Regions from separate parts of the Homo sapiens genome. Here regions 1 and 3 are each linked to region 2. The links are chromatin contacts, found by Hi-C in ENCODE. All regions are on one chromosome and are shown on one strand. The core of a region is the stretch at or near the end of the contact, and the rest is flanking DNA. Distances in the headings are between cores, read along the strand shown.

Evidence for each region. Hi-C counts contacts between places; a loop is a spot of excess contacts on that map. Pooled maps may share reads with other maps.
Region 1: a pooled map shows a loop between it and region 2 (6-fold over the local background). The contact joins the enhancer-like site here to the promoter of SLC39A3 in region 2. A Hi-C loop is called at or near these places in 4 of 50 pooled maps.
Region 3: a loop to region 2 is called in a pooled map, with 6 times the contacts of the local background. The contact joins the promoter of S1PR4 here to the promoter of SLC39A3 in region 2. A Hi-C loop is called at or near these places in 10 of 50 pooled maps.

Annotation. Positions count from the first base shown.
Region 1 is chr19:3,034,195-3,037,816 of GRCh38, reverse strand. It overlaps a transcript of TLE2 not described here. Among named protein-coding and RNA genes, the nearest start is that of TLE2, 6.7 kb to the right of the region's middle. RefSeq lists silencers at 1,317-1,376, 2,037-2,206 and an enhancer at 2,347-2,546. Within about 2 kb of position 1,521, at least 38 of the 41 ENCODE cell types and tissues checked have a DNase peak (open chromatin) inside an H3K27ac peak, as active enhancers do.
Region 2 is chr19:2,738,458-2,742,280 of GRCh38, reverse strand. It overlaps SLC39A3 (solute carrier family 39 member 3), which reads left to right and starts at 2,264. Exons shown (of 3, transcript NM_144564.5): 1 at 2,264-2,336. RefSeq lists enhancers at 1,983-2,032, 2,733-2,782 and silencers at 2,093-2,492, 2,901-3,168.
Region 3 is chr19:3,177,519-3,180,966 of GRCh38, reverse strand. S1PR4 (sphingosine-1-phosphate receptor 4) reads right to left here and starts at 2,198. Exons shown (of 1, transcript NM_003775.4): 1 at 635-2,198. The coding sequence starts at 2,174. The coding sequence ends at 1,020. RefSeq lists enhancers at 611-840, 881-1,060, 1,101-1,750, 3,334-3,448 and a silencer at 1,981-2,530.

The sequences.
Region 1 (3,622 bases), core at 272-2,771, 300 kb before region 2:
TTATAGGCCTTATTTGAAGATTCTATTATTAATCTTGTGTTCCAGACAAGGAAACCCAAGCAGAGTAAACGTGCCTGGCACTGAGCCGTTGTCACTCTGGGACTTCTCCCCCAGCCGCCCAGTTCTTACTCAGGGAGAGGCTGGAGTTCCTGAGCCCCTCAGCCAATCCTAGTGCCTCCTACCACGGGCTCCCAGGCCCTGACTCCTGCTGGTCAGAACCCACTGTGACTTCAGGACCCATGCGAAAGTAGGCACAGGGGCCTTCTAACCCTAGGGGGTATCTACCTCCCCGACACTTCACAGCTGGGGGATGTTCCCAGATCCACACAGCAAAGCTAGGGGTCAGAGCCCAAGGCTCACTCTGTCACAGGAAAGGGCTTAAGGCTGCCCCATCTTTCTTCTGTCCACTTAGGGTTAGGGTAATCTAAAGGCACTGCTCAAATGAGGCAACTCCTATGCATTCTGCAAAACCCTAGCTTAAATACCGAAACCCAACATCTTTTTGTTTTGTTTTGTTTTTGTTTTTGTTTTTGAGACAGAGTCTCACTCTGTTGTCCAGGCTAGAGTGCAGTGGCGCGAACTCGGCTCACTGCAACCTCTGCATCCCAGGTTCAAGCAATTCTCCTGCCTCAGTCTCCTGAGTAGCTGGGACTACAGGAGCGTGCCACCATGTCCGGCTAATTTTTGTATTTTTAGTAAAGACCGGGTTTCACTATGTTGGCCAGGCTGGTCTCGAACTCCTGGCCTCAGGTGATCCGCCTGCCTCGGCCTCCTGAAGTGCTGGGATTACGGGCGTGAGCCACCACGCCCTGCCCCAACATCTATTAAATACTACCACCCAACATCTAGAAAGCTATCCCAACTTCCCAATGGGGGCGCTAAATCCTGGCTGAGCCTGCCCCCACTCCCACCCCCAGCTCTGATCCTCCCTAACCCCAACCCCGACCACAGGGGTTCTGAGAGAGCTGGGCTGTCTCCCCCTCCTCCCAAACTTGGGAGCCCCTCCTTGAGTTTCCACCAAGGTCAGCCCTGGCTGCTCCCAGGCAGAACAGCACGGAGTATGGGTTTCATGAAAGTTTTGTCCAGCAATCTCACTGTGCATCTGGGTAAACTGAGGCTCAAAGAGAGGCCCTGGAGGTTCTAGGGAGATGGCTCCTCATGTTCCTGGGTGGAAGGAAATGTGTGTGTGATTTTTCCGGGGGGCACACCGCCAAGCGTGGCGGGGAGCTGAGGCTCAGAGGTCACCCGCGAGCCCGGGGCCAGCGGGAGGGGACAGGCCTGGCTGGTGGCCCGGCAGTTCGGCTGGAGGGGGCGGTAGGCAGAGGTTGGCGGTGTCGGAAGCCAAAGGCTTGGCCTCCCCGAGGGAGCCGCTTTCCCGGCCCGGGTCGGATCAATGGGCTGTAATTATACCGCGCCGGGCCGGGAGCCGGCAGGGAGGGAGCGGGAGCTGGCGGGAGGGAGGCGACGGGCGGGAGAGCGCGGGCCGGAGAGGTACCCACGTTACTTTGATTGACAGCCTGGGCGGGAGCCGCGCGGGAGCTTCTGGGAATCGTAGTCTTTTTCTGAAAACCCGTGCTCTCCTCCAGCTTCCACGCTCGGGGAAACTGAGGCACAAGGCCCAGCACCACCCCCCTCCACCCCTGACTACCTATAGGCCCATCCCCCCCACCTGGGGGTAAAACTGAGACCGTTCCTGGAGCCCCCAGGCTCGGGTAAGAGCTTCAGCTCTTCGCCGGGCGTCCAGCGTGACTTAACTACTCTTTGCTTCAGTTTACCTATCTGTGAAATAGGGAGAAAGATGCAACCTCTGCTCCGCCAGCTAGCTGGTAGCATATTGCACGAGGGTCCCTTGTTTTGAAGGGGAGATAGGCCAGGCTTGGGGGTGACTCGCTTTCCCCTGTTTCTGGATAATAATGGAGCCTTAGCCCCCCCTCCTCCAATCCGGTCGAGCTCGGGCGTCCACTAGGGTCTCAGATTCTCCTAGGGAGGGGGGCCACACTCGCCAAACCCCGCCGGGAGCGCCGAGCTGCCTTCCGATTGGCCCTACTGATCCCAGTGCCTCCTGCCATTGGTTGCTGGTCTCCTAATCCCCATTGGCCAGTTTCCTATGTGACGTCACTGACCCATGTGGGAGCGTCGCGAGCGGATTGGCTGGCGCCCCCAGCCAACCACCGCGGAGAAAGGAATTTCCACAGTAGCTGGGGCGGCCAGGCTGATTTAAGGTGGTCTGAGCAATCCGGGGTCCCAGCGCAGCTTCTCAGCTTTTTCCCTTTTTTTTTTTTCCGTAAACCCACATCCACAACGTAAAACCCTAGCCAGGAACCAGGGGCTGAGCCTCTCTGTAATGGGAAGGGGGAGATCGGCGGCTGAGCTCCTTTTCCCCTCTGGCAGCTTCTTCCCTGATGGTGCAGCTGGGGAAACTGAGGCGCAAAGAGGGGGTCCGTGAAGTCCCGCGTGGCAAATGAAGTCGCTGGGGACTCTACCCACGTTGGAACACGCCTGGCAGGTTGCTTCCCTGCTTCCTGCTCTGGCCGGATGTGGTATTTTGGGGAGTTATGGAGTCACAGGCGGCCAAGGGTTCCCCAGTATGCACACAGTTGCTGGCAGCAGAGTCTCCCCAAATTCCACCCGCTGCTCCCAAAGTTGGGGATGTTGCTGCCCAGAGCAAAAACTCCTCCTTCCTGGCGGATCACACACTAAGGGATGGGGTGTGTTCCTGTGTGCGTGTGTGGTCTTGTGGCTTCTCGGGCAATCCACAAATCTGTATTTACCCTCCCCGGTGCAGTGTGCCTGTTAGAGGGATCTGAAGACTGCTGGGTAAAGATCCCCTGCTCTAGGGAGCCTCAGCTCACTCACCGGGCAATGCCCCTGTTCCTCGCCCGGCTCTGCCTTCATCCTTAGCTCGCTCCTGTGCTGACACTGACCCTATGTGACCCTGGGAGGGTACGTGTCCCTGTACCTCTGTCCCCACCAGATGCTCTGGGAGCCCCTCCCTGGAAGGCCTAGGGCTGGATCTTCTCTAGGAATCCAGCCTCTTGCAGCATGTGGAGGTGTTCGTAGACTAAACATCCATTTATCCACCAACACCAAGCAGTTTATATCCAGTGTGTGTATGTGTGTGTGTGTGTGTACGCGCGTATGGAGAAGACAGGAGGCGAAGAAGACAGGAGGCTGGGGGAGAAGGCTTTTGCAGGAGACAGTTTTTGGGTTGGGCCTTGAAAAAAATGGACTTTCTCCAGGCATAAAAGGAGGGGGAGGGAATTCCAGGAAGAGATAACAAGCAGGGAAAGGCTCAGAGGTGGGAAAGAAAGGACACAAATTAGGTGATCTGGCCAGGGTGGCTGGAGGGGGTTGGGGGTGTGGTGTGATCTGGTGGAGGAAGGTGAAGCTGGCTGGGGCAGGGTTGCAGAGGTTCCAGTGCTAGGGTGAAGAGCTGGAAATTTATCCCTAGGGCAATAGGGAGCCAGGGGAGGGTTTGAGGGAAGGAGGGCCAGGCTCCAATTGAAGATCACCAAAAACAAAGGCTGCTCAGAGGGAGGAGGTGGCTGTGGTCCAGATGGGAGAGAGGACAAAGGCCTGGTCAGGGTGGGGGCTGCTGGGGTGGGGAGAACGGAGGAGGGTT
Region 2 (3,823 bases), core at 1,015-3,514:
ATCCACCCACCTCAGCCTCCCAAAGTGCTGGGATTATAGGTGTGAGCCACCACACCTGGCCTTCTCAGTACATTTGACTTGGCTAATTCCTGCACAGAAGTCTCTCTCATTCTTTCTTCACAGAACTTAGTACAACCTATAGTTTTTCTAGTATGTATGTGTATTAGTTACCTACTGCCATATGACAAATTTTCCCCCAAACTTAGTGCCAGCAGGCATTGTGGCTCATGCCTGTAATCTCAGCACTTTGGGAGGCTGAGGTGGGAGGGTTTCCTGAATCCAGGAGTTCAAGACTGGCCTGTGTGACATTAGGTAAAAAATTAGCTGGGCATGGTGGCACATGCTCCCAGCTACTCGGGAGGCTGAGGTGGGAGGACTGCTTGAGCCCAGGAGGTCATGGCTGCAGTGAGCTGTGATTGCACCACTGCACTCCAGCCTGGGTGATGGGGCAGGACCCTGTCTCAAAATACAAGCAAACAAACACAAAACTAAGTGGCTAGAACAGCATGTGTTATCTCAGTTTCTGTGGGTGAGGAATTCAGATGCAGTTCATATGGGTCTTCTGTTTTCAGGGTCTTTGTTTTTCTTTCTTTCTTCTTCTTCTTCTTCTTTTTTTTTCTTTTGAGACAGGGTCTCACTCTGTTGCCCAGGCTGGAGTGTAATGGTAATGATTTCAGCTCGCTGTCACCTCTGCCTCCTGGGTCCAAGTGATTCTGATGCCTCAGCCTCCTTAGTAGCTGGGACTACAGGTGCCCGCCACCATGCCTGGCTAATTTTGGTATTTTTAGTAGAGATGGGGTTTTGCCGTGTTGGCCAGGCTAGTCTCAAACTCCTGACTTTAAGTGACCTGCCTACCTCGGCCTTCCAAAGTGCTGGGATTATAGGCATGAGCTACCACATGCAGCCCTGTTTTAGGGTGTTTCAAAGGCTGCAATTGAAGTGAAGCAGTCATCCAAAGGCTCAACTGGGGCAGGACCCTCTTCCATGATCACGTTCATGGCTGTTGGTAGCATTTGGTTCCTTATGGACGCTTGTGCTGAGGGTCTCATTGCCTTGCTGACTGTTGGCTGGAGGACACCCTCAGTTCCTTTCCCTCTGGATCTCTCCAGCATCTTAGCTTGCTTTGTCAAGACACGTAGGCTGAGAAGGCGAGAGACAGGCTCTGCTGGCAAAACAGAAGTCACAATCTCTCATAGCCTAATCGCAGAATGACATCCCATTCATTTGCCATTTTCTATTTGTTAGAATCAAGTCATCAGGCCAAGCGCAGTGGCTCATGCCTGTAATCCCAGCACTTTGGGAGGCCAAGGTAAGAGGATCACCTGAGGTCAGGAGTTCAAGACCAGCCTGGCCAACATGGTGAAACCCCGTCTCTACTAAAAACACAAAAATTAGCCGGCATAGTGGCACACGCCTATAATCCCAGCTACTCGGGAGGCTGAGGCAGGAGAATCGCTTGAACACGGGAGTCGGAAGTTGCAGTGAGCCAAGATCGCGCCATTGCACTCCAGCCTGAGTGACAAGAGCGAGACTCTGTCTCAAAAAAAACCTTTTTTTTTTTTTTAGAGATGGGGTCTCACTATGCTGCCCAGGCTGGCCTTGAACTCCTGGACTCAAGCGATCCTCCCGCCTCGGTCTCTTAAAGTGCTGAGATTACAAGTGTGAGCCACTGCGCCCTGCCAAGATTTGGTTTTTAACTTACGCGTTACCTCCTATACTTATTTTTTCATGGTTTGAACATGTAACATCTACTTTCTTAGCAATTTTGCAGTATGCAATGCATTGTTACGAGCTGTAGCCACCATGATGTACAGTCGATCTCTTGGACTTACTCCTCCTGCCTATCAACAGAGATTTGTTGAAGGGATGAATCTGCTTCTTCAGCCGTCGGTAAGGGGATCAGCAGCGAGGACGCTGAGAGAGGAGCCGCCTCCGTTGGAAATCCCTTCCCATCCACCTCCAAGCCTCTTTCCAAGCGGGATTCAGCACCAGGCGCCCCTGGACAGCTCTGGAAACCCAACCCTGCCGGAACCGTTCCTCGCCAATCCGGGTTTCCCGCCGGGGCCGCTTGGTGGCTGCGCCCGCCGCTCAGCGGGAGGAAACCCCTTTCCTGTGCCGGTAGGAGAGGTGGAGTCGCATATGAGTGGCAGGTTTCGCAGCCAATAGTATGGAAAGTTCTGCCAGCGGGTCTCGGGGAGGCCAATGGGCAGGGGCGTGGGCGGGGCGTGGACCAGCCGCGCCGAGCGGGGCCTCTCCGGGCCGCGTCTGTGGGGTCGAGACTGCGCGGCCGTTGGGCGTGCAGCGGCGCCAGTCGGCGGACGAGGGGCCCCCGGGAGGTAGGTGCGGGCAGAGAGAGGACCTGGGGCGGCGGGGCGGGGCGGCGCTGAGCGGCCGGGGGTCTGTTGGACTCTACCCGCACGTTAGCCGAGGCCCGTCTCCGGTGCCCGGTAGCGCGAGGCACACAGAAGGCGCTCAATAAGTGCTGATTGAATGAATGAGCCCGTGCCCTCCTCATCCCGGCCCGAGCAGCCTCCGGTTTGAGAGCGTGCAGGCCACCCTCACCTTCACTGTACAGACTGAGGTATCCAGATGCCGGACAGGTCTTTATTGGGCGCCTACTGTGTGCCTGGGTGGCTCTGCGCTGGGTGCAGCTGGCCCTGAGCAAGACAGACAGCCTGGTCCCGCCCAGCTCACCGCCGGGGGGGAGGGACGACTTTAAATGACTTAAAATAATGTAATTCCTAGCTCCCTCTGTAGCACAAAATAAAAGAAAATAACACCAGGGAAGGGGGCGGGGAGAGCTCTGAGTGGAGACATCTGAGCAGTGACCCGAAGACCTGAATGCAGTGAGGTAGCGGGGCCATGAGGCGCTTGGGGCTGATGGTGGGGGAGAAAACCCAGTTGGGGAAAACTCAAGGACAGGGGAGGAGCTGAGATTCCTCCTAAGAACGGTGACATTTTGGGGTCCAGGGTGAAACCGACTTCACTTTGGCCCATTGCATCAGGTAAAATGCGGCCCTTATCAGTGGCCACACGCTTCCCCTCGTCCATGTGTTCAGCCAGCGGTTTTTGAGTATCTGTTCTGCAGCAGGCCTTCCGGCGGGTACAGGGATATGGTTTAGGGCAGGAGTCAGCCAGGGGCAGAGAGGGAGGCCCTTTTTTTTTTTTTTTTTTTTTTTTTGAGACGGAGTCTTGCTCTGCAGCCCAGGCTGGAGTACAATGGCGCGATCTCGGCTCACTGCAAGCTCCACCTCCTGGGTTGAAGCAATTCTCCTGCCTCAGCCTCCCGAGTAACTGGGATTACAGGCACGTACCACCATGCCCAGCTAATTTTTTTTTTTTTTGAGACAGAGTCTTACTCTGTCACCCAGGCTGGAGTGCAATGGCTTGATCTTGGCTCACTGCAACCTCCACCTCCTGGGTTCAAGTGATTCTCCTGCCTCAGCCTCCCAAGTAGCTGGGATTACAGGTGCCCACTACCACACCCAGCTAATTTTTGTATTTTTAGTAGAGACAGTGTTTCACTGTGTTGGCCAGGCTGGTCTTGAACTCTCGACCTCAGGTGCTGGTCTCGAACTCTCGACCTCAGGTGATCTGCCCACCTCAGCCTCCCAAAGTGCTGAGATTACAGGTGTGAGCCACCACTCCCAACCGAGGGAGGCCCTTTTGAGGGGTCCTGGATGCAGAGAAGCAAGAAAGAAGAAGGAGGCCTCGCTGGAAGGTCAGGGGAAAGAGAGCAGTGTTCCAGGTGGAGAGAGGAGAACCCATGCAGAGGTCCTGAGGCACGAGCAAGCTTGGCACAGAAAGGACCAGTGAGGGCCGA
Region 3 (3,448 bases), core at 949-3,448, 440 kb before region 2:
CCCCATGGGGCTACCGAAATATAAACAGATTCAAATTAAACACAACCTACACTTCGAAATTCAGTTATCTGCTTGCACCGTAGCCCCGTGGGGCTGGCGTCTCCCATACTGAATGGTGTGGAGCTGAAACGTCTCCACTGGAGTTTCACGGGGCAGGCAGTTGTCAGCCCCTGTGGCTGGCGGGGAGCGTGTACAATCAACCCTGTGCTTCGGCTTCAGTGATTAAACTGTTTTACCCACCGGGAAAGCCGAGGCCGTTCATGCTGAAGGGGATGTGAGGGAAGATTCCCCCAGCCCAGGAAGCCAAGGTGGTGCCTCTGCCAGCCCCAGAGAGTGGGTCCCCAAAAGATGCAGAGGCCAGAGATGGGGCATGGGCCCTGCCATTTCTAAAGGGGAAGTGAACAAGAAGAGGCGGCATTAACTGTCATTGTCACCCCCACTTCCCGCAACGCCCAGAGGTTGTCCACACACACACACACACACACACACACACACACACACTCCACCCTCACAGGGCACTGGCCCGTGGCCCTCTCTAGCAAAGACACACCCGGCTGCCCCTAGATCCACAGCCCCCCTGAGCCACGGCCCCCACGCATGCACGCACCAGGGAATAAGAGGCCGCAACATCACGTACCATGATCGAACTTCAATGTTGCCAGGGCATGCATCCCACAGTCCACCCCTTGCAGCCTGGGAGCCCTACTGAGGCCCAGAGAGGGGCCGGGACTTCCCCAGAATCACACAGAAGCGGGGTTGTGGGGAACCCACTCGCCCCCACACCAGGGTGCTCTCTGCTCCTACGGGGAGGTGGGGTGGTTGCCTCCTTGTCCAGGGTGACCATGGGAAGCCCATTTGGCGTCAGAAGCCCCGAGAGGCCACCGGGAAGACCATGGGGGCCTGTCCCGTTCCCTGCTCCCCATACAGGCGAGGCTGCGTGCACACAGCTTCCTGTACCCCAGGAGGGCCTGCCTGGCACGCACCCGGTGGCTGCACCATCCACACGCAAGACTGCAACTTCAGATGCTCCGCACGCTGGAGATGCTGGACAGGGGCTCCCGCATCCGAAAGCTGAGCGAGCGGGAGCCGCGAAAGCTGTCCCTTGGCCTCAGAGAGCTGTCGGTGGTGGAAGCTCCGGAGTGAGCCTCGACGGCCCGGGCCAGGCAGTCCCCGGGCCCTCGCATGCCCAGCCGGAGACACCCGCAGCAGAGGAAGCTGAGCACGGCTCTGCACACCTCCCTGCTGCGGAAGGAGTAGATGATGGGGTTGACCGCCGAGTTGAGGACGGCCAGGGCCAGGATCCAGTCCATGCCCCGCAGGTACTCCTGGGCCCAGAGGTTGGAGCCAAAGACGTCGGCCAGCAGCAGCCCGAAGAGTGGGCCCCAGCACACCAGGAAGGCCAGCAGGATCATCAGCACCGTCTTCAGCAGGCGGCGGGCCTTGCGGCGGGCCGCTGGGCGTGGGGCCTTCTGCCCGCTGGCCTGCACCAGGCGGAAGATGGCCCCATAGAGGCCCATGATGGTGGCCAGGACGCCGGCGAAGATCACCAGGCAGAAGAGGATGTAGCGCTTGGAGTAGAGGGGCAGAAGGCTGGAGCAGCGGTCAAAGGCGCACAGGCAGTTCCAGCCCAGCAAAGGCAGCATCCCCAGCAGCGCGGCCAGCAGCCAGCAGAGGCCGATGAAGCCGTAGACGCGGCTGGTCTTGGTGGCCCCGCTCTCGGCCACCGGCCGCACCATGGTGGCAAAGCGCTCCCCTGCAGTGAAGAGCAGGCTGAAGGTGGAGGCGGCCAGGGCGGTGAAGAGCAGGCCCTCCCGTAGGAACCACTGGGCGGGCGCCAGACGGAAGGTGCGGGCCCCCGACAGCAGCACGTTGGCCAGGTAGGCCGCGCCCGTGAGCAGGTCACTCAGCGTGATGTTCACCAGGCAATAGTAGACCCAGCGTCGCGACCGCATGTGGCTGGTGATGGCCGCCAGCACCAGCAAGTTCTCCAGCACCACCAGGCAGCTGGCGGCCACCGACAGCCCCCGCAGGGCCCCCAGGCCGCCATCCTCCGGCCCCCCGCGCCCGGCCAGCCGGCCCGAGTGGTTGTAGTGCAGAACAATGAGCCGGCTGTGCCCGCCGGCCGCCAGCTGTTGGCAGGACTCGGGGGCCACCGGGGTCCCCGTGGCGTTCATGGCCTCCCCCGGGGGCTGACTGAGGCCCGACGCAGGGTGGAGCCACCCGCCTTGCTGGTCTTGGTTTCCTGTTATTTGAAATTTCCTGTTATGTTCAAGGTGCCCTCCAGGGTGGAGGTAAGGCCGAGGACAGGGAGGGGCACCCCAACGGTCGGCCCCCACCCGGGCTCCTGGAGCCAACGCGCTGGGGCTGCCCTGGCTGTGAGGACCCCCACCCCTGCCCTGGCTGCCTTCTTCCTGTCCTCGAAAGCCGGAGACCCGCAGGGAGCCCCGGAGCCGTCAGTCACGGAGGGGAAATGAGTCCCCACTCGGGATGGGCCACCCCTTTCCAGCCGGACGACTCCTCCCCACCAGCCCTGATCACCCCCGAAGCACCCGTCGGCTCCACTGAGGTCTCCCCACATGCTCCACCGGCGCTCAGCACACAGCAGGTGCCTAATAAATGTCAAGTGCCTGCATGCCCTTGAGCACTGACTCATCCGACTTGATCCCCGAAACAGGGCCTGATGCGTTACAGAAGAGGAAACTGAGGCCCAGAGAGCCCGGTGCGTTGCAGAAGGGGAAACTGAGGCCCAGAGAGCCCGATGCGTTGCAGAAGGGGAAACTGAGGCCCAGAGAGCCCGATGCGTTGCAGAAGGGGAAACTGAGGCCCAGAGAGCCCGAGGCGTTGCAGAAGGGGAAACTGAGGCCCAGAGAGCCCGAGGCGTTGCAGAAGGGGAAACTGAGGCCCAGAGAGCCCGATGCGTTGCAGAAGGGGAAACTGAGGCCCAGAGAGCCCGATGCGTTGCAGAAGGGGAAACTGAGGCCCAGAGAGCCCGATGCGTTGCAGAAGGGGAAACTGAGGCCCAGAGAGCCCGAGGCGTTGCAGAAGGGGAAACTGAGGCCCAGAGAGCCCGAGGCGTTGCAGAAGGGGAAACTGAGGCCCAGAGAGCCCGATGCGTTGCAGAAGGGGAAACTGAGGCCCAGAGAGCCCGAGGCGTTGCAGAAGGGGAAACTGAGGCCCAGAGAGCCCGATGCGTTGCAGAAGGGGAAACTGAGGCCCAGAGAGCCCGATGCGTTGCAGAAGGGGAAACTGAGGCCCAGAGAGCCCGATGCGTTGCAGAAGGGGAAACTGAGGCCCAGAGAGCCTGATGCGTTACAGAAGGGAAAACTGAGGCCCACAAAGGCGGCCTGAGGCCAACTTTCTGCCCATGGGAGGACACACAGGTCCAGGGAGAGAGACCCCCAGGGACAAGCTGGTAGGGTCTCGGGGCCAGGCGCCCATTTTGGGATTC